7 separate regions of the Homo sapiens genome follow, and regions 2, 3, 4, 5, 6 and 7 are each linked to region 1. Evidence: chromatin contacts called from ENCODE Hi-C data. All regions are on one chromosome and are shown on one strand. Each heading gives the region's core, a stretch centred on a gene start or an enhancer-like site at or near the end of the contact. The rest is flanking DNA. Distances are from core to core; before and after follow the strand shown.

Region 1 (3,466 bases), core at 297-2,796:
AGCGGGACACGAGGGCGACCCTGCCTTACATGGAATTTGGGCTCCAGGCGGGCGCAGCAGGGAACCCGGGAGCTGCGGGTGCTCAGGGGATTACTGAGGAACCACCGGCAGGTTTGGGGAGTAGAGAGGCAAGAGGTCTGCGCGCTGTTCTGAGCAGTTCGGGGCTTCATCTGTTCCAGGAATTAGCCATTTTGGAAAACACCCGTAAAGAAAAACCACTCATCGACTACAGGAGCTTCCAAGGGAAAAATCAACCTTTATGAGACTCTGACACGTGCAGCGACTTATTCATTTGCATTTCCTCCTGGGGGGTGGGGGGTGGGACTAGACACAGATTGGTCCGCTGGACGCCCTCCCTTCCCTGACCTCAAACACACCGTGCCTACCTCTAACCCAGAGCAAGAGAAACGTAGGTCCCATCGGCGAGAACCGCCCCGGCCCACCCAACCCCACCCCACCCCACCCCACCCCACCCCACCCCACGGACCCCACGGGCCCCACCCCATCCCACGGACTCCACCCCATAAGCTCCGCCCCCGCACTTTTACCCCATAGGCCCCTCCCCCGAAGCCCCGCCCACGCACCTCCACCAATGATATCCTCCCCTCTTCCCCATAAGCCCCGCCCTTTCACCCATGGGCTCCTCCCCCGAACCCCACCCATGCACCTCCACCTATGAGATCCTCCCTTCAGAGCCCCGCCCCCGCATCACCATCCATAAGCTCTTCCCCTCAGAGCCCCGCCCCTCAGCGCCACGCCCTGGCATCTCCAACCATCAGACCCTCTCCTTAGAGCCTGGCCCCCTGAAGCCCCGCCCCTACGTCGCCACCTGAGCTCTTCCCCTCAAAGCCCCGCCCTGGGTCTCCACCTATGAGATTCTCAGGTCAGAGCCCCGTCCCTGAATCTCTACCTATGAGCCTCCCCAGAGCCCCGCCCTTGCATCGCCAGCTATGATTCTCCCGAGTCCCGCCCCTGAATCTCCACCTATGAAATCCTTCCTGCAGAGCCCCGCCCTTGCGCCTCCACCTATGAGATTCTCCCCACAGAACCCCGCCCCTGAATCTCCACCTATGAGATCGTCCCTTCAGAGCCCCGCCCCTGAATCTCCACCTATGAGCCCCCTCCCCTCAGAGCCCCGCCCCCAGGTCTCCAGCTCCTGTTTCTCCCCCGAAAGCCCTGCCGCGGTCACCTCGAGTCATCTGCGACTTCCCCGGGCCCCACTTGACGTCAGGGTGAACCAGACACACGCGCTGGGTCCCCGCCGGCAGCAGAGGCTCTCCCCGCAGCAGCTCCTCCTCGGCGTTCTCGTCCGCATCTTCCGGCTCCTCCTCGTCGTCTCCCGTGCGGCTTCGGCCGCCGTCCGCCCGCAGGCCCCGCCCTCCGCCCCACGGCCCCTCCAGATTCCCGGGGCTCCTGCGGCCGACAGCGGCTAGCGCGCGCGCGGGGCAGGACGGCGCGGCTGCCCGCGGAGCCGAGCGGCCGCGGCCCACGCGGGAGAGCCGCAGCCCCGGGCGTACGGCGGCCCGCAGGGCCCACATGGCGCGTCTGGAGGCTGAACGTTGGGGCGGGGGCTGCCCACAGGCCGCTCCTCATCACGTGCTCGTGATTGGCGTGCGGCCGGGGCTGGCTCACCAGCGCCTCTCCCCGGCACAGGCCGTGCTCCTCATTGGTCATCCGGCGTCACGTGCTAGTGATTGGCGTGCAGCTGGGGCGTGCTCACCAGCGCCTCTCCGCAGCATAGGGCGTGATCCTCATTGGTCATCCCTTGTCACGTGCTGGTGATTGGCGTGCGGCCGGGGCGGGCTCCCTAGCGCCGCGCCCCGGCAGGGCGTGCTCCTCATTGGTCGCCCCGCATCAGGTGCTGGTGATTGGCACGCGCTGCCGGCGGGGGAGGCGGGACCGGGCCGCTTCTTGTTCGGCGTGGGCGGCTCCTGGCAGACCCATCCCGCGGTGCAGCCGCCGGCCCGGTAGGCGCCAGGACCCCGAGCCTCGGCGGCGGCGGCGGCGGCGGCAGCGCTGCCTTCACTCACCTCGTCCTCGCTCCCGTCCTACCCCGTTCCGCGCTGGGTGGAGTCCAAGTCTGATTGCGAGAGTCCGGAACGCCGCCTCGGGGGCTTGACTCCAGCCCCGGGGATCGAGAACGGCGCCCAGGGGTCCCTACGTCTGCCTTGGGGGCTCGAGTCCCGCCCTGGGCGTCCGTGACGTCGCCCAGGGGTCTCCACGTCTGCCCTGGAACCTGGAGAGCCGCCGTGGGGGCCCCGGAAGCTGCCCCGGAGTCCCCACGTCTGCCCTGGGGGCTCGAGTCCAGCTCTCAGGGTCCCGGACGCCACCCAGGGGGTCCCCATGTCTGCTTTGGGGGCTCGAGTCCAGCCATGGGGGTCCTGGACGCCGCCTCGGCGTCCCCGCGTCTGCCTTGGGGGCCCGAGTCCCGCCCTGGGGGTCCTGGACGCCGCCTCGGCATCCCCGCGTCTGCCTTGGGGGCTCGAGTCCCGCCCTGGGGGTCCCCGATGCCGCCCGGGGGTCCTCACGTCTACCTTGGAGACTGGAGTTCCCCCGTGGGAGTCTCGGACGCCACCCCGGAGTCACCGTGTCTAGCCTTGGGGGCTTGAGTCCAGCCCTGGGGGTCCTGGACGTCGCCGAGGAGCCCCCACGTCTGCCTTTGGGGCTTGAGACCTGCTCTGGGGGTCCCGGTCGCCGCCCAGGTGGGTCCCCACGTCTAGCCTTGGGGGCTTGAGTCCAGCCCTGGGGGGCCCGGATGCCGCCCGGGGGTTCTCCTCGTCTGCCTTGGGGGTTGGGTCCAGCCCCAGGCGTCCTGACCACCGCCCAGGGGCCCCCACGTCTGCCTGGGGGCCTCAAATTCAGTCCTGGGGGTCCCGGACGCCTCCCAGGGGTCTTCATGTCTGCCGTGGGCCTCGAGTCCAGCCGTGAGGGTCCCGAATGCTGCCTTGGAGGGTGGAGTCCAGCTCTGAGGGTCCTGAAGTCAGCTTTGGGGGTTCGAACCCATCCATCCCAGGGGTCCCTGAGTCTACATTAGGGGCTGGAGTCCAGCCTTGAGGGTCTCCACTGCTGCCTTGGGGGCCTGGATGGGATCCAGCGGGTCTGAGTCCAGCCTCGGGAGCCCCTGCGGTGGAGCTCTGAGTGGGGCAGGGGCCTGGGAGATGCCAGGAGGATGAGAGCGGCGCCCCCCTGGTCCAGGGGACAGTAAGAGGCAGCCGGTCTCAGAGAAGCTACCCCAAAACTGTTACCCGTGGTGTGCAGAGCGTCCTGCAACCCCAGCCCTCACCAGGATTTCTTGCGTTTTTCAGGAAATCGGTTGTGATTGGCATGTTCCTTAAGCGTCTGCAGGAAGCCGAGGCCTTTTTGGTATTTCAGGAGGGGTTGCTAACCCCCCTCCTTGTAGGATCGGGGTATCCCAGCTGCTAATTCCCCTCCTAACAGCCCTGCAGCGCCTGGATTGGAGGTGTGA
Region 2 (3,466 bases), core at 646-3,145, 1.9 Mb after region 1:
CTCTTTTTTAAAAAATTGATCTGAAAACAAATTTTTCTTTTTTTTTTGAGATGGAGTCTCACTCTATCGCCCAGGCTGGAGGGCAGTGGCGCGATCTCAGCTCACTGCAAGCTCTGCCTCCTGGGTTCACGCCATTCTCCTGCCTCAGCCTCCCAAGTAGCTGGGACTGCAGGCACCCGCCACCATGCCCAACTAATCTTTTGTATTTTTAGTAGAGACTGGGTTTCACGGTGTTAGCCAGGATGGTCTCGATCTCCTGACCTCGTGATCCGCCCACCTCAGCCTCCCAAAGTGCTGGGATTACAGGTGTGAGCCATTACGCCCGGCTAATCTTTTGTATTTTTGGTAGAGACTGGGTTTCACCACGTTAGGCAGGATGGTCTCAATCTCCTGACCTTGTCATTCACCCACGTGGGCCTCCCAAAGTGCTGGGATTACAGGCGTGAGCCACCGCGCCCAGCCCTGAAAACATAATTTTGTTTTCAAGTGTTGGGGCTCAGGTTTGTCCATCGTCACAAAAACGTTGTCCATAAAATGTAACAATACCACAACACCGGAAAAATGCTTCCACAAGTGGCTGAGGCAGTAATGAAAGTAATTACACCTGTCACTTCTTTTTCTTGTTGCTGTTATTGTTGTCTAAAGTTTAGCTTGCTTCATTCTTTCCCTTAAACTTTTATCTTAGGTTTGGGGGTACACGTGCAGGTTTGTTGTAGGTCAATTTGTGTCACCGCAGTTTGTTGTACAGATGATTCCATCACCCAGGTATTAAGCCCAGTACCAATAGTTATCTTTTCTGCCCCTCTCCCTCCTCCCACCCTCCACCCTCAAGTAGAGGTGTCTCTTGCTCCCTTCTTTGTGTTCATGAGTTCTCCTCATTTAGCTCCCACTTATTTATTTTTTTATTTTTTTGAGACGGAGTGTCACCCTGTCGCCCAGGCTGGAGTGCAATGGCGTGATCTTGGCTCACTGCAACGTCCGCCTCCCGGGTTCAAATGATTCTTCTGCCTCAGCCTCCCCAGTAGCTGGGATTACAGGTGCCTGCCACCACGCCCGGCTAATTTTTGTATTTTTAGTAGAGATAGGGTTTCACCATGTTGGCCAAGCTGCTCTCAAACTCCTGACCTCGTGATCCACCTGCCTCGGCCTCCCAAAATGCTGGGATTACAGGCCTGAGTGACCGCGCCCGGCCTAGCTCCCACTTATAAGTGACAAAGTGCAGTATTTGATTTTCTGTTACTGCATTAGTTTGCTAAGGGTGATGGCCTCGAGCTCCATCCATATTCCTGTAAAAGACATGATCTCATTCCTTTTTCACAGTTGCATACTATTCCATGCATGCCTGTAATTCCCAAGCATGTAGAAATATTACAACACGATCCAGCGGCATAAAATGTGGTTTGAACCCACCCCCATCCTTTGGTTTTTCTCTTTCCTCCCTTCCCTTAACCTCCTACTTTTAGTTTTTAGCGTGCCTCCTTCTGTTTCTTTTTTATTTTTTTTTTATTGAGACAGAGTCTTGCTCTGTCGCCCAGGCTGCAGTGCAGTGGTGCAATCTCGGCTCACTGCAAGCTCCGCCTCCCGGGTTCACACCATTCTCCTGCCTCAGCCTCTCCGAGTAGCTGGGACCACAGGTGCCCCCAACCGCGCCGGGTTTTTTTTTTTTGTTTTTTTTTTTTTTGTATTTTTAGTAGAGACGGGGTTTCACCGTGGTCTCGATCTCCTGACCTCGTGATCCGCCCGCCTCGGCCTCCCAAAGTGCTGGGATTACAAGCGTGAGCCACCGCGCCCGGCCTGTTTCTTGTATGCTAAGGTTTGCATTACAGCTGGGAAAGTGGAGAAGAGACAATGTTTCTCCTCCAACCGAGTAAACAAAATTACGGGGATTAGAATGTGCCTGCTAAGAGCTCAGTAAACGTCATCTAGTGGTTACTAAGTGACCAAACAGGAAGCTGGGTGTTCATGCAGTCATGCCTGGATTCACTCACACTGCAGCCGCTGGTAGGGACAGACACAGCAGGGTTGGGACAGATTTGGTGGAAGAAATCATAAGCTAAAGAGAAACCCTGGCGTGCAAAACAATCCTTCCTGGCCGGGTGCGGTGGCTCACGCCTGTAATCCCAGCACTTTGGGAGGCCGAGGCGGGCGGATCACAAGGTCAGGAGTTCAAGACCAGCCTGCCCAATATGGTAAAACCCCGTCTCTACTAAAAAAAAAAAAAAAAAAAAAAAATCGCCAGGCGTGGTGGCGGATGCCTGTCGTCCCAGCTACTCGGGAGGCTGAGGCAGGAGAATCGCTTGAACCCGGGAAGCGGAGGTTGTAGTGAGCTGAGATCGGCCCACTGCACTCCAGCCTGGGAGACAGAGCAAGACTCTGTCGGAAAAAAAAAACAAAAACAAAAACAAAAAAACCATTCCTTCCTGGTAGCAGGCCTCATTCATCAGCAGCCCATAAAGGACTCTACTGACTTTTTGTCCTAGGTTAACTACAACCTGTGTCCCAGAAACTGCAGAGAGGCTCCCTTCAGGGTTCCCACGCTCATCCACATACACATACACTCACGCATGCACACGGCTATTCACACTCGTGCATACACATATACATATACATTGCAGGTGTGCACAGGTTTTCACACGCATCTGCACACGCACGCATGCAGCTAAAAGCATATGTGCATTTTACACACGCACACATGCATTCACGCACACATGAGGCATTTGCACACGTGCACGGGTGCACTCTGTGGTCTCTGCCCTTCCTCTCGGCACTGCTTCTCCTTCATGGATCCCTTCCTTTTGTGATTTCAAGAAAGCCTCTTTGGAGAAGGTCTTCCACTCCAACACCAACCTGTCAACCAAAATCCTGCCCCGTGTCGGCAGCACGGCCTTTGTAGATTGCATGCTGGGTCCAAATCACATTCTATGTTGTTTTCAGCAGTGCTCCCCTCGATGTGTGCCACAGCCCTCATCAAGAGGAGTCCAGAGCTGTCGTCATCAGCGCTACGATGCTGATCCTGTCTTTGTCCTCTATTCTCCTCTTTGCATACACAGCCAGCTCATCTACCGAAATGAGAACTCTTGTGTGTCAGGGTCTAAGTGTTTCTCCTCTTTGCAGCCCTGCTTCCACTGAAACCCAGGCATACACATGCATGTACAGATACACTCACACCTGCATGTACACACGTGCGTATACATGCATTGCACACATCGATTCACACATAGGTATGTACACCCATGCACATACACACTGCATATATGTGCAGATTTTCACACATACATGAGGCATCTGCACACGTGCACAGGTGCACTCAGTTTTTCACACTCATGCACACGCAGGCACACATGCATGCACACATATGCACATACATCAATAAATGCATAGCCCACACACATATTTACACATGCACGAAGCATTCTCATACCCATGAATACACGTTCATACATGCACACACAAGCATCCACTCAAG
Region 3 (3,466 bases), core at 559-3,058, 1.3 Mb after region 1:
TATAGCTAGAGTGATTTTAGAGTGACCTTCGCATATCGTGACCCGTGAGTGAGTTTCCTGGGCGTGATGGTTAATACTGAATGGCAGCTTGATTGGATTGAAAGATCCAATCAAAGCGTTGTTCCTGGGTGTGTCTGTGAGGGTGTTGCCAAAGGAGAATAACACTAGAGTCAGTGGACTCGGAGAGGCAGAACCCCCCTCAATCTGGGTGGGCACCGTCTCATCAGCTGCCAGTCTGGCCAGAATAAAAGCAGGCAGAGGAGCGTGAAAAGGCTAGACTGGCTTAGCCTCCCAGCCTCCATCTTCCTCCTTTGCTGGATGCTTCCTGCCCTGGACCACTGGACTCCAAGTTCTTAATCCTTGGGACTCAGACTGGCTTCCTGCCTCCTCAGCTTGTAGATGACCTATGGTGGGACCTCACCTTGTGACTCTGTGAGTTAATTCTCCTTAATAAACTCCCCTTCATATATATATAATTCATGTGGACTCTTTCTAGACCATATAGATTGTATTAGTCAGGGTTCCTTAGAGGAATAGAACAAATAGAAGATACACACACACGCACACACACATATATATGTACGTATATGTGTGTATATATACACGTGTATATATACACACATATATACACGTGTATACACACACATGTGTATATATACATGTATACACATATATGTGTATATGCACATGTGTATACACACATATGTGCATGTACACATATGTGCATATACGCATATATACACGTGTGTATACGCATATATACGTGTGTACACGCATATATACACGTGTGTACACACATATATACACGTGTGTACACGCATATATACACGTGTGTATACGCATATATACACACATACACACATATATACACACATATACACACACACATATATATACACACACAATACATATATATGTGTGTGTGTGTGTGCGTGTGTGTGTATATATCTTCTATTAGTTCTATTCCTCTAAGGAACCCTGACTAATACAATGTATATGGTCTAAAAAGAGTCCATATGAATAATCCACTCCTAGTTTAGCATATCATCAAGAAATAACCATAAAAATGGGGGCCAGGTGTGGTGGCTCACGCCTGTCATCCCAGCACTTTGGGAGGCCGAGGTGGGTGGATCGCCTGAGGTCGGGAGTTTGAGACCAGCCTGGCCAACATGGTGAAACCCCATCTCTACTAAAAATACAAAAAAAATTAGTCGGGCATGGTGGCAGTTACCTGTAATCCCAGCTACTCGGGAGGCTGAGGCAGGAGAATCGCTTGAACCCGGGTGGCGGAGGTTGCAGTGAGCCGAGATCACGCCACTGCACTCCAGCGTGGGTGACAGAGTGAGACTCCATCTCAAAAAAAAGAGAAAAGGTTGTATTCTTTTGAGTCCTTGATAGCCTCTGACTGAATACATCATGTATTAGTTTGGTGTAGAAGTAACGGAGTGAAAACAAAAACAACAAAACAACCACCACCACCACCACAACAAAAAACACCCAGGCACAAAAGTGCAAAATGGCACAATATCATTTGCATGAAGTGTCTAGAATAAGACTGCTTGCAGAGTCAGAGAGCAGATGGGTGATTGCTTAAGGCTGAGAGCAGGGAGACTGGGGAGTGACGGTTTAATGGGTATGGGGTGTTTTTTTTTGGGTTACGAAGGTGTTCTGGAACTAGCTAGGGCCGGTGGTTGTGTAAAATGCTCAGTGCACTAAATCGTCTCTTCATTGTGCAATTTTTAAAATGGCAAACTGTGTGTGATGGGTATTTTCCCACAGTAAGAAACAGCAGCAGCACAAAGGGAGGTGATAACTCACGTCATATCACACCCTGCAGGCCCCATCACCCTTCCTCCTTCCTCTGTTCACCTCCTCCTCCTTTTCCGGGCTCTGCAGACGAGCCCGGGCAGCCCTCCCCGCTGGCCGTCTGGACCCAGGCCTGCCTGTCTTGGGTGCATTTTAGGACATTAAGTCTGGCTGGAACCTGAGAGCATCAGCCATGCGGTAAGTCCCCACATCCCTCCAGCAGTCTGGGAGGGGAGCTCTCTCCTTTGCTTTTGTACACTCTGGAGAAAATTGTCAGGCAGCAGACATGAAGAGCCTCTGGGGAGATTCAGTGAGGGCTGGCAGGCAGGTGTCCAGGAGCCTGAGTGACTCACGAGAGAAAGGACATATTCCTTAAAGACAAATTCATCAACGGATTGGTTTAAATAATTCCTGCTCAGCACATCCCAAATTAAGCTTCGTCATCAGACACTGCATCTGTTGCCTTTTCTAGAAACATGAGCTCTAAGCTCAGTGACACCGTCTGTCAGGGTTTCAACGTTTCACCTCCCCCCTCCAGGGGAGCCGGTTTCCATACACCAAAGCTCTCCAAGGTCCAGTTGTGAGGATGGGGAACGCTGGCTGTCTGGTGACGGCCTTTCCAAAGCTGCCCTGTCCTCTTGCATTAAGAAAGATTAGTTTGTACTCCGGGAGGAGAGGCGCAGAAGGTTAACAAGATTAGAGAGAGCTCCTGAGACCTGCGGTGAGATTCCCTGAGGGATGTGGCTAATAAAACTGTAAAAACAACGCAGGCGGTGTCTCTCACCGCCGGGTCCTGATTTCAGGGCCGCAAATGTCTACCTCTTCTAGGCAGTTTGCTACCTCAATAATTTAGGTTGTCAGTTGTGGTATCCAAGCCCCAGCACACTTTTTTGTTTGTTTGTTTGTTTGTTTGTTTTGCAGTTTGCAGGTGATAGTTTCTAAAGATGTGTTTTTCTATTTTTCTTTCTTTCTTTCTTTTTTTTTTTTTTTTTGAGACAGAATCTCACTCTGTCGCCCAGGCTGGAGTGCAGTGGGGCGATCTCAGCTCACTGCAAGCTCCGCCTCCCGGGTTCACGCCATTCTCCTGCCTCAGCCTCCCGAATAGCTGGGACTACAGGCGCCCGCCACCACGCCCGGCTAATTTTTTGTATTTTTAGTAGAGACGGGGTTTCACTGTGTTAGCCAGGATGGTCTCGATCTCCTGACCTCGCGATCTCCCCGCCTCGGCCTCCCAAAGTGCTGGGATTACAGGCATGAGCCACCACGCCTGGCTAATTTTTTGTATTTTTAGTAGAGACGGGGTTTCACTGTGTTAGCCAGGATGGTCTCGAACTCCTGACCTCGTGATCCGCCCACCTCAGCCTCCCAAAGTGCTGGGATAACAGGCGTGAGCCACCGCGCCCGGTCTATTTTTCTTAACTAAGAAATGTGTATGTGTGTGCATATGGTTGTGTGGCTGGTAGAGGTGGAGAGCTTCAGGAATGTGTGTATGCGTGTGTGTTTCTGCGTGTGTCTGTGTATGTGTTTGTGTGTTATCTTTGCTTGTGATTATGTTTGTGTCTGTACATATGTGTGTGTCTTTGTGGATGTGTGTTTGTATATGTATGGCTGTCTGTGTGTGTTTGCCTCTTTGTGTATGCATGTGAATGTGTGTGTTTAT
Region 4 (3,466 bases), core at 513-3,012, 1.3 Mb after region 1:
TGGAAGGCATAGCAACCCTCTTACACAGCCCGGCCCCTCTGAAGCCTGCCTGGGTTCACAGAATGTTCCGTCTTCCTCAGGCCCCTGGTGTGTTGGCTTTCTCCTTTGTTGATAGCTGATGTTGAGCAATGCAAGATTTCTGTTCTGATTATCTGACCCTGGATATCCAGTTTGGGGACTTGTGACATATTTGGGACGTCAGAAGCACGTACCTCTCACATAGAGCATGGCATACTTAATAAACAATAAATTATAATAAAAAATGAATAATGCATTATAAATTATCATTACTTATTTATTTATTTATTGGAGACAGAGTCTCGCTCTGTTGCCCAGGATGGAGTGCAGTGGCGCCATCTTCGCTCACTGCAACCTCTGCCTCCTGGGTTCAAGTGATTCTCGGGCCTGCCTCAGCCTCCTGAGTAGCTGGGACTATAGGCAACCACCTCCACACCCGGCTAGTTTTTTGTCTTTTTAGTAGAGACGGGGTTTCACCATGCTGGCCAGGCTGGTCTTTTTTTTGTTTTGTTTTGACATGGAGTCTCGCTCTGTCAACCAGGCTGGAGTGCAGTGGCACGGTCTCACTGCAAGCCCCACCTCCCAGGTTCACGCCATTCTCCTGCCACAGCCTCCCGAGTAGCTGGTAGCTGGGACTACAGGTGCCCACCACCACGCCCGGCTGATTATTTTTTGTATTTTAGTAAAGACGGGGTTTCATCGTGTTAGCCAGGATGGTCTCGATCTCCTGACCTCATCATCCGCACATCTCGGCCTCCCAAAGTGCTGGGATTACAGGCATGAGCCACCGGGCCCGGCCCCAGGCTGGTCTTGAACTCCTGACCTTGTGATCTGCCCGCCTTGGCCCTCCAAAGTGCTGGCATTACAGACGTGAGCCACCGCACCTGGCCTCATTTATTATTTTGTAATCACATTATAAATTGTCATTTATTATTTCATAATTACATTATAAATGATCATTTCAGAATTACATTATATATTTTCATTTATTTCATAATTACACTATAGATTATCATTTATTATTCCAAAATTACATTATAAATTATGATTATATTATACAATAGCATTTGCTTCATAATTACATTAGATTATCATTTATTTTTAAATTACATTATATTTATTTCATAATTACATTATAAATTATCTTATAATTAGAAATGATCATTTATTTCATAATTGCAATATAAATTATTATTAATTTCATAATACCATTGTAAGTTATCATTTATTATTTCATAATTACATTATGTAATGGTATGCGTTAATAATTATTAATATACAATTAATAATTATTAACCATTCAATTAATAGTTAATTAACTAGCAATTTATATGTAATTCTATAATTACGTCATAGAATATGATATCTAATTTATACATAAATTATATTATTCAAGTATATTACCCATAATTTGCAAGTATAGTATAGAATCCCGTTATAGGATCCTATTACATTTTAGAATTTTGTTATATATATTTGACTCTACAATTGGAATTTAGACCCCACACCGGCCCCCCTCCTGTTTGGCTTAAGGGCTATGACCACAGACCCTGGCCCAAGTACCTCCCCTGGTTACCCGCAGGCAGGTGGCACCATGGGGGCGGGGCGGACTCGCGCACGCGCAGTGCAAAAGGTCGGGCTCCCGGAAGTCCCTCCTCCCGGGGGCGGAGCCAGGGCAAGAAGGAGAAACCCGGTGCTGCCGCGCGGCCTCTTCCGCGAGCCCGCGCGCCGGAAGTGGAAATGCGTCATAGAGGGCGGGCGGCGACGGCGGTGGCGGCGTCGGAGGCGCCTCCGGGGGACGGTGGCGGCTCCCGGCGGTGAGGCCGCGCCTGTCCGGGGATCGTCGAGGGACGGCGGGAGCTTGGGCCAGCGGCGGCGGCGGCCTGGGACGCAGGCGGAGCCCCGCGCAGGTGAGTGCCGCCCCCGTGCCTCCCGGGCCTGGCTGCAGCCGGCGAACGCTTCGCTCCTAGGGCCGGGCCCGGGGGGCCGGGGCTTGGGAGGCGGCGCCTAGGGGCCTCGGAGGTGACGGGGCTGGGGTTGGGGGGCGTGGGGTGCCACCGGGGGGCTGGGAGCGCCTGAAACTGTACGGGGGAATCGGGGGCTGGGGAGGTCTGCGGTCGGGGTCCGGGGGTCCCTGGAAGTAGGGGTAGGGGCTGGAGCGGTTCCTGGGACTGCACCGAAGGAGCTGAGGCCTGGAGCGGTGTCGGAGGGCTGGGAGCTCGGGGGATCGGATGGGCGGGAGACTAGGAGGCCTGGGACTAGGGGACGTGGCGCTGCGGTCGCTCCTAGGTCTACAGTGGGAAGCAAGGGGCTGTCCGGGGTTTTCGGAGGCTGGGGCGGTGCTGTGTAGGTTGGGGTATTGGGGCTCATCCAGGAGGGTGGTGGGGAGCGGGGAACTGAGGAGCTGAGGGTACCGAGTGGCCAAGGGCCTGAGAATGTGTGGGGCCCTGCCAGGGGTGCCAGCGGCAGCCTGAGGCCATGCTGGGGGGCTGCGGTAGGTGGGAATACCAGGGGCAATGCCGCGTACTGGGGATTGGGCAGCCAGGTGTACCGGGGTGGTCGGAGGGCGCTGGAGGCCAGAGTGGGGAGGGTTCCTCGGTGGTGAAGTTGCTGGGGCCGCTTGGGTTCTGGGGGAGGGTTCACTGGTCTCTGTCCAGACTGGAGCCCCTCCCTGGTGCCCCACTGACCTTTTCTGGTCGCTTCTCCACCCTCCCTCCCTTCTTTCGCACCTCCCACCTCGGGCTTGGGCGAGGAGGCCGTCTCCTGGGCCTGGCAGGAAGCCTCCAGGTTGATGGGGTGGGCGGCCGGGCCGGAGGCGGTCACCTGAGATGGTTGGGTTTCTGCGAGTGAAGCTTCCTCTACTTGGACTTGGCCGTCAGGAAGTGGCTGCCCGTCAGCTCAGCAGGGAAGAGGTGGGTTAATGAAGGTGGGCGGAGAAAGAAGGCGCAGACGGGGGACTCCGGCCCCTAACTTGTGGAAAGTTCGTTGTACTTTTTGGCTTTGAGTGGGTTAAAGCTGGGATACGTTTGGCCTTCGTGGAGATTACTAGGGTTCATGGTTCTGGATTGTTGTTGCAGCCCGAGACTTCCTGTTTTATCAGGGCAAGTACAGGGCCGCCGCCCCCTCCACAAAACCTTTCCAGATGCCTGCAGCTGTGCTCTCCCTGGCCCCTTCCCTTCCCCAGTGTCTCTCTGCCCCTTCCCGTGGAGCTAGGCGTTTGTAGCGTCCCCGTTCCTACTTGACCTGTGTGAGGGGCCTGGTCGTGCTCAGCTTCCTATTCTGCAGGCCTTGGGAGCTGCTGGCTGCTGGATGTAGGGTGTCGGGCAGTGCTGACCGAGGCTTTGACACTAACCTGTTCTTTATCAGCTCGGCTCTTTCCCCTTTGGTGTACTCTTAATGATTTCAAAAAGTAAAGAACTCCGTTGAGATGGCTGTTAACAAAGTGGAA
Region 5 (3,466 bases), core at 302-2,801, 1.2 Mb after region 1:
TCTCGCGCTTCAGACTTCTCATCCACGTTACGTAAAGATAACAACATGGGAAGAAACAACCACACACACACACACACACACAGACACACACACAGACACACACACACACACACACACAAACCCTTTTCTTTTTGGGAACAGAGCCACGTGACCATGGTTCCCCTTTATAGAAATGGGACCTAAAGCGCCACAGCAGGCCTTGTTGTGTGTGGCCTGAAATTCCCAGAGCAGCTCCCTCTGCCTTTTCTCAGCTTTTTAGGGGACAGATCTGACAAGACCCAAGGAATTGGGGTTTCTAAGCGGACCTGTACAAATGAGGTCTGAGGTGGCCGTGAGACCCGGGTCTGGGGTCTCCCTGGCACCGAGGGGGTGACGAGGGGCCACCGTGCTCATCCAGGCACCCATAGGGCTTTAAAACCCGTTTAATTTATGCTTACTCTTCCATTATTGGAACGCTAAGCATTTGGGAGTTATTTATATCCCACGGCTCAAGGTCATCGCCAAGGTCTCATTGCAAACATTGAAAAAACTGCAATCTCAGGCGTAAATGGGTTACGTGCAGCAGCCGCAGCTGCTTACCCTCTCTAAGGTTAACCTCAAGAGAGGCGCATTTCATGGAATGAGTTTTTTTTTGTTTTTTTTTTTCTAAACAGAGTCTCGCTCTGTCGCCCAGGCTGGAGTGCAGTGGCGTGATCTCTGCTCACTGCAAGCTCCACCTCCAGGGATCATGCCATTCTCCTGCCTCAGCCTCCCGAGTAGCTGGGACCGCAGGCGCCCACCACCAAGCCCAGCTAATTTTTGTATTTTTAGTAGAGACGGGGTTTCACCGTGTTAGCCAGGATGGTCTCGAACTCCTGACCTCAGATGATCCACCCACCTCGGTCCCCCAAAGTGCTGGGATTACAGGCACCTGCCACCACGCCTGGCTAATTTTTGTATTTTTAGTAGAGACGGGGTTTCACCGTGTTAGCCAGGATGGTCTCGAACTCCTGACCTCGTGATCCGCCCACCTCGGCCTCTGAAAGTTCATGGAATGAGTTATTAAAGGAAGGGTGGCTTGCAGCCCTGGAAAATTTGAGCATTTCTCCCCTAAGTGACGAAGCGGCTGTGCAAAGTCTTCCTCCCAGGAAATTTGCACTCCTGGTCTGCTCTAGCGTGAGGAGAACACGCCTCATGGAGTTTGCACCGTCTTCCCCCATGTTCTCACCGTACACGGACCCTCCCAGCGACCCTGTCTTCTCCCTTGACAGTGCAGGACAAGCATAAAAGTCCAGCTCGGCGGCTCACCTGTGCAGAAGCAGCGGCAGAAGTAGCAGGTGAGAGCTCAGAGGGTCTCCAGGTAACAGGATGCAACGCTTAAGTCGACGGCCGTGCCTCAGAGCCCGGGACTCGGGGGGCCAGCCACCAGCTTGCAAGCCGTGGTCACTCAAAGTGCTTGAGAAGGTGTTCGTGGGCGGCAGACGGCTGCCCTTCCAGTTCCATCTGTCCAGCAACCTTGCAAAGGCGGCCGCTTCGCTGGGTGGCCCACCGGCTGGCACGACTGTCTCCGAATGCAAATTCTGCAAACTCCACCTCCCAGCGCACCACCACGGTTGCGACTCAGGCTTAGGTGGAAAGGAAGTGTGTTGTGACATTTCCTCTGTAACTGTCTGAACACTCATGTGCAGGGCTGAGCCCACTGGAGTAACGTCGCTGTGTCTCTGGGCAGCACCGTTAACCGCCCACCTCCCTATCACTGGCTCGCAGGGGGCCCTACTCTTAAGAGAACCCTGAGAGTGAGGAAAAGAGGGAGAATGATTTTTCTAAATTTTGTAACCAGCAGTGAAGAGCCGTGGCATGCTCCAGAACCGATTCCTGTTTCTTCTGAAATAACAAAACAAAACAAAGAAAGAACAGAACACGTTTCCTTTTAGACTCTAAAGCTGTGCTCATTGCGACATCTCTTGGTACACAGCCAGACTGTGACAAGCGAACAGACCTTGGGCACTGATCATTCCGGCTCTCACAGTTGGTCACGGGCGCTGCAGGCTCATATCCTCAACATCCCATGGGGGATCGGCCAGTTTCAGGAATGAGAACCAGGTTTCCGAGCTCTGGTATCCTTGCTTGTGAGGAGCAACGGTTGGTTCTTGTCACTCGTGGGAGGAGGTTGAGAGGGAAGGATCTGTCACTGAGAAAGAATGAATGAATATTGAACCACTGCTCAGGGAAAAGACATGGTAGAATCAATCCCTCAAGCCAGGCTGGGTGTGGTGGCTCACGCCTGTAGTCCCAGCACTTTGGGAGGCCAAGGCGGGTGGATCACTTCAGGTCAGGAGTTTGAGACCAGCCTGGCCAACATGGCGAAATCCCGTCCCTACTAAAAACACAAAAATTAGCTGGGTGTGGTGGTGGACACCTGTAGTCCCAGCTACTGGGGAGGCTGAGGCAGGAGAATCACTTGAACCTGGGAGGTGGAGGTTGCAGTGAGCCAAGATCAGGCCATTGCACTCCAGTCTGGGTGACAGTGAGACTGTCCCAAAAAACAAACAAACAAACAAAAAGACCAGGCCTGCTGGCTCACGCCTATAATCCCAGCACTTTGGGAGGCCAAGGCGGGTGGATCACTTGAGGTCAGGAGTTCGAGACCAGCCTGGCCAACATAGCGAAATCCCGTCCCTACTAAAAATACAAAAATTAGCTGGGCATGGTGGTGGATGCCTGTAATCCTAGCTACTGGGGAGGCTGAGGCAGGAGAATCACTTGAACCCGGGAGCTGGAGGTTGCAGTGAGCCAAGATCAGGCCATTGCACTCCAGCCTGGGTAACAGAGTGAGACTGTCTCAAAAAAAAAAAAAAAGTCGAGGCCTGGTGGCTCACACCTGTATTCCCAGCACTTTGAGGTGCCAAGGTGGGCCGGATCACTTGAGGTCAGGAGTTCGAGACCAGCCTGGCCAACATAGCGAAACCTGTCCCTTAAAAATACAAAAATTAGCTAGGCGTGGTGGTGGACGCCTGTAATCCCAGCTACTGGGGAGGCTGAGGCAGGAGAAGCATGTGAACCTAGGAGGTGGAGGTGGCAGTGAGCCCAGATTGGGCCATTGTACCCCAGCCTGGGTGACAGAGTGAGACTGTCTCAAAAAAAAAAAAAAAAAAAGGCCAGGCCTGGTGGCTCACGCCTATAATCCCAGCACTTTGGGAGGCCAAGGCGGGTGGATCACTTGAGATCAGCAGTTCAAGACTAGCCTGGCCAACATGGCGAAACCCTGTCTCTACTAAAAATACAAAAATTAGCTGGGTGTGATGGTGGGGGCCTGTAGTTCCAGCTACTGGGGAGGCTGAGGCAAGAGAATGACTTGAACCAGAGAGGCAGAGGTTGCAGAGAGCCGAGATCATGCCACTGCACTCCAGCCTGGGCAACAGAGAGAGACCCTGTCTCAAAAAAAAAAAAAAAAAAAATCAAAAGAATCCTTCAGGCCCCTGGTCAC
Region 6 (3,466 bases), core at 450-2,949, 1.2 Mb after region 1:
TATTAAAACTATAACTTATGGGAAATGTGTCATTAGGTGAAACGTATTAATAAGGAAAAAAAAGAAATAAAAACAAAACAAAACAAAAAAACCCTATAATTTAAAATACTACATTCAAACAACCTGACCAAAACTTTCTAAATGATTTCCCCAAAACAGAGCCGTAAGTAACTTGGGAACAAGACAAGAGGCAACCTGGGATGTCTTTCTATTTATTTATATCTCTAATTTTTTGAATCTGTTTTTTTGTTTTGTTTTGTTTTGTTTTGTTTTTCTTTTTGAGACGGAGTCTCGCTCTGTGGCCCAGGCTGGAGTGCAGTGGTGTGATCTCAGCTCACTGCAAGCTCCGCCTCCCGGGTTCCCGCCATTCTCCTGCCTCAGCCTCCCGAGTAGCTGGGACTACAGGCGTGTACCACCATGCCCAGCTAATTTTTTGTATTTTTAGTAGAGACGGGGTTTCACCGTGTTAGCCAGGATGGTCTCGATCTCCTGACCTCATGATCCGCCTGCCTCGGCCTCCCAAAGTGCTGGGATGACAGGCGTGAGCCACCGCGCCCGGCCTGTTGTTGTTTTTTAATGTTTTTTTTTAGTTTTCGGTGTACAAATCTACTTTCATGATTAATTTCTAACTGTTTTATTCTTTTTGGTGTTATTGTTAATGTAATTGTTTTCTTATTCTCTTATTTATGTACTTATTTTGAGGTAGGGTCTCACTCTGTTGCCCAGGCTGGAGTGCATTGGCACAATCATGGCTCACAGCAGCCTTGAACTCCTGGGTTCTAGTGATCCTCCCACCTCAGCTTCTCAAGTAGCTGGGACTACAGGCGTGCACCACCATGCCCAGCTAATTTTTTTTTTTGTTTTTTGAGACGGAGTCTCACTCTGTCATCTAGGCTGGAGTGCAGTGGTGTGATCTCGGCTCACTGCAACCTCCGCCTCCCGAGTTCAAGTGATTCTCCTGCCTCAGCCTCCCGAGTAGCTGGGATTCCAGGTACACGCCACCACACCCAGCTAATTTTTGTATTTTTGGTAGAGACGGGGTTTCTACTAAATGTTGGCCAGGCTGGTCTCGAACTCCTGACCCCAGGTGATCCTCCAACCTAGCCCTCCCAAAGTCTTGGGATTACAGGCGAGAGGCCCTGCGCCCGGCCACGTTAATTCTTTAGAAGTCAACAGAGGCCCATTGCTCTGAGCCGCCGCCACCCCCAGCCCTGTTTGTGACGACCAATGGGCTGCCGTGGACATAGGATTTTGGGTGTGCTAAAACCAGGAAAGCCCCCAGCAGCACCCAGGCTCCGAGGTTCTGGGAGACACAACCTCCCCGCCAGAGGGAAATGACCCATTACAATCCCCTGGGTGGTTTTCCAGGCCAAGCAGCTGGGGCCGCCTGTCTGGCCCAGGGTGGCCTGAATCTCTCGGTTCTGTCCTGGGAGAGGTGGGGATTTTTAAGCCTGACCTTTTAACTTTACCACAGGGCTGCTATCCAGCCTTCCTTCCTGTGACAGACTCTACGCCCATCTTCCAAAGCTCACAGAGCTGGCCGGAGAGTCCCAGGGCCCTCTTGTGAACTACGTCTTGGAAGGAGGTGGCTGTGTCTTCTCAGATACCATGTCCAGGCTTACATCTGAATGTTTTCGGTCCGACTTCAAGGGACGTAAATATCAGACCCCTGGAAGCACTCTGTGCATCCCTGTGACGGTGCTTTGCAGACTTTTGGCCTGTGTTTGACTTTCTGATGCGTTTTCATTTTCACTTTCGTTTTTCTGTATTTATTTATGGAGACATAAGGTCTTGCTCTGTTGCCCCAGGCTAGAGTGCCATGGTGACATTATATAGCTCACTGCAACCTCAACTTCCTGGCCTGAACCGATCCTCCCACCTCAGCCTCCTGAGCAGCTGGGACCACAGGTGCTCACCACCATGGCTGGCTAATTATTTATTTTTGTAGACATAGGGGTCTCACTATATTGCCCCGTCTTAGTTTTCATTTTTATTTTTTATTATTATTATTATTTGAGACAAAGTTTCACTCTGTTGCCCAGGCTGGAGTGCAGTGGTGCGATCTTGGCTCACTGCAACCTCCATCTCCCGGGTTCAAGTGATTCTCCTGCCTCAGCCTCCCGAGTAGCTGGGATTACAGGCGCGCACCACCACGCCCGGCTAATTTTTTGTATTTTTAGTAGAGATGGGGTTTCACCGTGTTAGCCAGGATGGTCTCGATATCTGGACCTTGTGATCTGCCTGTCTCGGCCTCCCAAAGTGCTGGGATTACAGGCATGAGCCACCACGCCCGGCGAGTTTTCATTTTTATTGATTATTATTATTATTTTTTGAGACGAAATCTCGCTCTGTCACCCAGATTGGAGTGCAGCGCTGTGATCTTGCCTCACTGCAACCTCCGCCTCCCGGGTTCAAACGATTGTCCTGCCTCGGCCTCTTGAATATCTGGAACTACAGGCGTGTGCCACCACATCCAGCTCATTTTTGTATTATTAGTAGACACAGGGTTTTACTGTGGTGGCCAGGCTGGTCTTGAACTCCTGACCTCAGGTGATCCACCCACCTCGGCCTCTCAAAGTGCTGGGATGACAGACGTGAGCCACCACGCCTGGCCTCATTTTTCTATTTGGAAATAAAGTCCTGTCTAGGTTTATGAGGAGTGGGACCACATCACTGAAGATACACGAGCAAGAACATGGATTTGCTTATCTCTGTTTTGGTCATGTCCTCCCGGGGGGCAGGGGTGGGGGTGGCAAACCTCCTCCCCTCCCTCCCCCACTTCGAACACAGAGTGAGTGTTGGTGACACTCAGCCAGGGACAGGACCCCGCTGCGAGCCAGGTTCCTCTTTCTACTGACTCTCTGGGGACCCTGTTTGCCTCCCGGCAACACGCTTTGCCGAAGAGCCCCTGTGCTGGCTGCCACGTGAGCCGCCCCTGTCCCTACTCTCAGCAGCCTTCCCCACCTGCAAACCCAGATCGAGGGCCTCCCATGCTGGGTTGGATGGTGGCCCCCAGAGATATGTCCGTGTCCTGAGCCCTGCTATTTGGGGAGGGGGTTTCATTTGGAAAAGAGGGTCTTTGCAGATTCATTCCGTTGTGGATCTTGAGAGAAAATAATCCTGCATTGTCTGGGTGGGCCTTAAATGCAATGACAGGTGTCCTTCTAAGAGACAGGAGAGGAGACACAGACACAGAGGAGAAGGCCACGTGGAGACGGAGACAGAGCCTGGAATGACGCGGCCACAAGCCCAGGGATGCCTGGAGCCCCCAGGAGCTGGGAGAGACAGGAAGGAGCCTCCGGAGGGAACTGGATCCAATTGTAATGGGTTGAACAGCGGATCCTGGAAAGATATGTCCATATCCTAGAGCCCAGAACCTGGAATGAGACCTTATTTGGAAATAAGAACTTTGCAGATTTAATGAGTTAAGGATCTCAAGATGAGATACTCCTGGATTAGGCTGGGC
Region 7 (3,466 bases), core at 364-2,863, 1.0 Mb after region 1:
TGTGATCTCGGCTCACTGTGACCTCCGCCTGCCGGGTTTAAGTGATTCTCCTGCCTCAGCCTTGGGAGAAGCTGGGATTACAGGCACCTGCCACCACGCCTGGCTAATTTTTAAATTTTTACTAGAGACGGGGTTTCACCATGTTGTCCAGGCTGATCTTGAACTCCTGCCCTCAGGTGATCTACCCGCCTCAGCCTCCCAAAGTGCTGGGATGACAGGTGCGAGCCACCGCGCCTGACCACTAAGATTTTTTTTTTTTTTTTTGAGACGGAGTCTCGTTCTATTTCCCAGGCTGGAGTGCAGTGGCGCCATCCTGGCTCACTGTAACCTCCGCCTCCCAGGTTCAAATGATTCTCCTGCCTCAGCCTCCGGAGAAGCTGGGATTATAGGCACCCACCACCACGCCTGGCTAACTTTTTTCTTTTTACTAGAGACGGGGTTTCACCATGTTGGTCAGAATGGTCTCGAACTCCTGACCTCAGGGTGATCCACCCTCCTCGGCCTCCCAAAGTGCTGGGATGACAGGTGTGAACCACCGCACCTGACCACTAAGATATCTTTTTTTTTTTTTTTTTGAGACGGAGTCTTGCTCTATCACCCAGGCTGGAGGGCACTGGCGCCATCCTGGCTCACTGTAACCTCTCTCCCAGGTTCAAACTATTCTCCTGCCTCAGCCTCCAGAGAAGCTGGGATTACAGGCACCTGCCACCACGCCTGGCTAATTTTTAAATTTTTACTAGAGACGGGCTTCCACCATGTTGGCCAGATGGTCTCAAACTCCTGACCTCAGGTGATCCGCCCTCATCGGCCTCCCAAAGTGCTGGGATGACAGGTGTGAGCCACCACCCCTGACCACTAAGATATCTTTTTTTTTTTTTTGAGACCGAGTCTTGCTCTGTCGCCCAGGCTGGAGTGCAGTGGCGCGATCTCGGTTCACTGTAACCTCCTCCGCCTCCCAGGTTCAAGCGATTCTCCTGTCTCAGCCTCCCGAGTAGCTGGGATTACAGGTGCTCACCACCACGCTGGGCTAATTTTTGTATTTTTAATAGAGACGGGGTTTCACCATGTTGGCCAGGCTGGTCTCAATCTCTTGACCTCAAGTGATCTGCCCGCCTCGGCCTCCCAAAGTGCTGGGATGACAGGCGTGAGCCACCGCACCCGGCCACTAACATATCTTTAATAAGATCTGTCATCTGAGACCGGGGGCCACCTCCCTGTCTGGGTGCTGTTTCCCACGAGACAGGGAGGAAACACAGGCAGGAGCCCCTGGACACCAGCGTTCACGCCTCCAAGGCTGAATTTACTATGTCAGGAAGTTGCCCAACCCTGCCTGTATAGCCAGCAAGAATTCTAATTATAGCAAACAGAAACACTTGCAGAAAAAAAAAAAAATGAGAACGGGAACATGATAATTTTCAAAGAAAGAGTCTTTCTTTCAAGGAAAGTCAGGTTCATGGTTACGAAGCTGCTGACCCCAGGATCCCAGCCCGTGGGAGAGAAGGGGGTCTCTGACAGCCCCCACCCCTCCCCACTGCCAGATCCTTATTGGGTCTGAGTTTCAGGGGTGGGGCCCCAGCTGGAGGTTATAAAACAGCTCAATCGGGGAGTACAACCTTCGGTTTCTCTTCGGGGAAAGCTGCTTTCAGCGCACACGGGAAGATATCAGAAACATCCTAGGATCAGGACACCCCAGATCTTCTCAACTGGAACCACGAAGGCTGTTTCTTCCACACAGTACTTTGATCTCCATTTAAGGTAAGGTCCCCCCTCCAGGGTGGGATGAGGGAAAAAGAGGGCAGGCAGGGGAGGCGGTGGACTGTGGGTTCCCAAATCCAAGCTGGCAGACACGGGGCATTGGCATGTAACAGGTTTCTGCTGAGACCTGCTGTCCGTGTGGGCACCACACCACACATAGAATGACCCGGTACCAGAGAAGTATGTTTGCGATCTCATTCACCCTTTTGTAAGTGGATCGGACGCTGAAGCCATCATAGCATGTTAGATGCCTTGGGTTTATAAAGGTGATAGCATTAGGAGTAATTTGACAGTGCTTTCTGCTTTTTCTGTGTGCTTGCTAGAAAATGTACACACCTACACATGGCTAGAGTTCTCTGTTTATTAGAAAGCGCTGGTTCAGTTAGTCAATGAGCTCACGCCCAGGGCGAGCTGACTGCCAGCCGGGGAGCCGCTTTTGGGGCTGGGACCCCAGCCTGCTTGTAGTGTTTCTCAGTGGTTTTCAAAGGCTGGCGGGACTCAGAATGTTCCAGATGGCTGGTGAAACCTCAGGTCCCTCCTAGCAGCTTTATTCACAGTAGCCAAGAGGTGGAGACAGCCCTCGTACCCATCTATAGATGAATGGAAAAATATAATGTCCATCCACACAGTGGAATATTACGCAGCCATGAAAAGGAACAAGCAGCTTTATTCACAATAGCCAAGAGGTGGAGACAGCCCTCATACCCATCTATAGACGAATGGATAAATATAATGTGGTCCAGCCACACGGTGGAATATTACACAGCCATGAAAAGGAACAAGCAGCTTTATTCACAATAGCCAAGAGGTGGAGACAGCCCTCATACCCATCTATAGACGAATGGATAAATATAATGTGGTCCAGCCACACAGTGGAATATTACACAGCCATGAAAAGGAACAAGCAGCTTTATTCACAATAGCCAAGAGGTGGAGACAGCCCTCATACCCATCTATAGATGAATGGAGAAATATAATGTGGTCCAGCCACACAGTGGAATATTATACAGCCATGAAAAGGAACAAGCAGCTTTATTCACAATAGCCAAGAGGTGGAGACAGCCCTCGTACCCATCTATAGATGAATGGAGAAATATAATGTGGTCCAGACACACAGTGGAATATTATACAGCCATGAAAAGGAACAAGCAGCTTTATTCACAATAGCCAAGAGGTGGAGACAGCCCTCATACCCCCATCTATAGATGAAGGGAGAAATATAATGTCCATCCACACAGTGGAATATTACACAGCCATGAAAAGGAACAAGCAGCTTTATTCACAATAGCCAAGAGGTGGAGACAGCCCTCATACCCATCTATAGATGAATGGAAAAATATAATGTCCATCCACACAGTGGAATATTACACAGCCATGAAAAGGAACAAGCAGCTTTATTCACAATAGCCAAGAGGTGGAGACAGCCCTCATACCCCATCTATAGATGAATGGAGAAATATAATGTGGTCCAGCCACACGGTGGAATATTACACAGCCATGAAAAGGAATAAGCAGCTTTATTCACACTAGCCAAGAGGTGGAGAGAGTCCTCATACCCATCTATAGATGAATGGAGAAATATAATGTGGTCCAGCCACACGGTGGAATATTACACAGCCATGAAAAGGAACGAGGCTCTGCCACAGGTGGCAATGTGGGTGAATGCTGAGGACATCATGCTTCCTGAGAGAGGCCAGATACAAAAAGATAC

Evidence for each region. A loop is a pair of places that touch in the nucleus more often than their neighbours do. Pooled maps may share reads with other maps.
Region 2: a loop to region 1 is called in a map with no recorded cell type, with 18 times the contacts of the local background. The contact joins the enhancer-like site here to the promoter of GTPBP6 in region 1. A Hi-C loop is called at or near these places in 2 of 37 single-sample maps with no recorded cell type and 3 of 50 pooled maps.
Region 3: a pooled map shows a loop between it and region 1 (10-fold over the local background). The contact joins the enhancer-like site here to the promoter of GTPBP6 in region 1. A Hi-C loop is called at or near these places in 1 of 168 maps with a recorded cell type or tissue (naive thymus-derived CD4-positive, alpha-beta T cell), 2 of 37 single-sample maps with no recorded cell type and 11 of 50 pooled maps.
Region 4: a loop to region 1 is called in a map of ascending aorta, with 27 times the contacts of the local background. The contact joins the promoter of AKAP17A here to the promoter of GTPBP6 in region 1. A Hi-C loop is called at or near these places in 4 of 168 maps with a recorded cell type or tissue (B cell, Caco-2, ascending aorta and 1 more), 9 of 37 single-sample maps with no recorded cell type and 20 of 50 pooled maps.
Region 5: a pooled map shows a loop between it and region 1 (15-fold over the local background). The contact joins the promoter of P2RY8 here to the promoter of GTPBP6 in region 1. A Hi-C loop is called at or near these places in 7 of 37 single-sample maps with no recorded cell type and 11 of 50 pooled maps.
Region 6: a pooled map shows a loop between it and region 1 (8-fold over the local background). The contact joins the enhancer-like site here to the promoter of GTPBP6 in region 1. A Hi-C loop is called at or near these places in 2 of 37 single-sample maps with no recorded cell type and 3 of 50 pooled maps.
Region 7: a map with no recorded cell type shows a loop between it and region 1 (13-fold over the local background). The contact joins the promoter of IL3RA here to the promoter of GTPBP6 in region 1. A Hi-C loop is called at or near these places in 8 of 37 single-sample maps with no recorded cell type and 7 of 50 pooled maps.

What each region holds. Positions count from the first base shown.
Region 1 is chrX:317,250-320,715 of GRCh38, forward strand. GTPBP6 (GTP binding protein 6 (putative)) reads right to left here and starts at 1,547. Exons shown (of 10, transcript NM_012227.4): 1 at 1,190-1,547. The coding sequence starts at 1,538. It overlaps LINC00685 (long intergenic non-protein coding RNA 685), which reads left to right and starts at 1,896. Exons shown (of 1, transcript NR_027232.1): 1 at 1,896-3,466.
Region 2 is chrX:2,172,921-2,176,386 of GRCh38, forward strand. No RefSeq gene overlaps it. Among named protein-coding and RNA genes, the nearest start is that of DHRSX, 330 kb to the right of the region's middle. Within about 2 kb of position 1,896, at least 2 of the 41 ENCODE cell types and tissues checked have a DNase peak (open chromatin) inside an H3K27ac peak, as active enhancers do.
Region 3 is chrX:1,655,868-1,659,333 of GRCh38, forward strand. No RefSeq gene overlaps it. Among named protein-coding and RNA genes, the nearest start is that of ASMT, 43 kb to the left of the region's middle. RefSeq lists enhancers at 1,431-1,932, 1,933-2,432. Within about 2 kb of position 1,809, at least 9 of the 41 ENCODE cell types and tissues checked have a DNase peak (open chromatin) inside an H3K27ac peak, as active enhancers do.
Region 4 is chrX:1,589,842-1,593,307 of GRCh38, forward strand. It overlaps AKAP17A (A-kinase anchoring protein 17A), which reads left to right and starts at 1,763. Exons shown (of 5, transcript NM_005088.3): 1 at 1,763-1,928.
Region 5 is chrX:1,535,634-1,539,099 of GRCh38, forward strand. It overlaps P2RY8 (P2Y receptor family member 8), which reads right to left and starts at 1,552. Exons shown (of 2, transcript NM_178129.5): 1 at 1,288-1,552.
Region 6 is chrX:1,499,597-1,503,062 of GRCh38, forward strand. The region is part of intron 1 of P2RY8 (P2Y receptor family member 8); the gene reads right to left. Among named protein-coding and RNA genes, the nearest start is that of P2RY8, 36 kb to the right of the region's middle. Within about 2 kb of position 1,700, at least 11 of the 41 ENCODE cell types and tissues checked have a DNase peak (open chromatin) inside an H3K27ac peak, as active enhancers do.
Region 7 is chrX:1,335,172-1,338,637 of GRCh38, forward strand. It overlaps IL3RA (interleukin 3 receptor subunit alpha), which reads left to right and starts at 1,614. Exons shown (of 12, transcript NM_002183.4): 1 at 1,614-1,755. It overlaps LOC101928032 (a long non-coding RNA gene), which reads right to left. Exons shown (of 8, transcript XR_007068376.1): 8 at 2,103-2,345.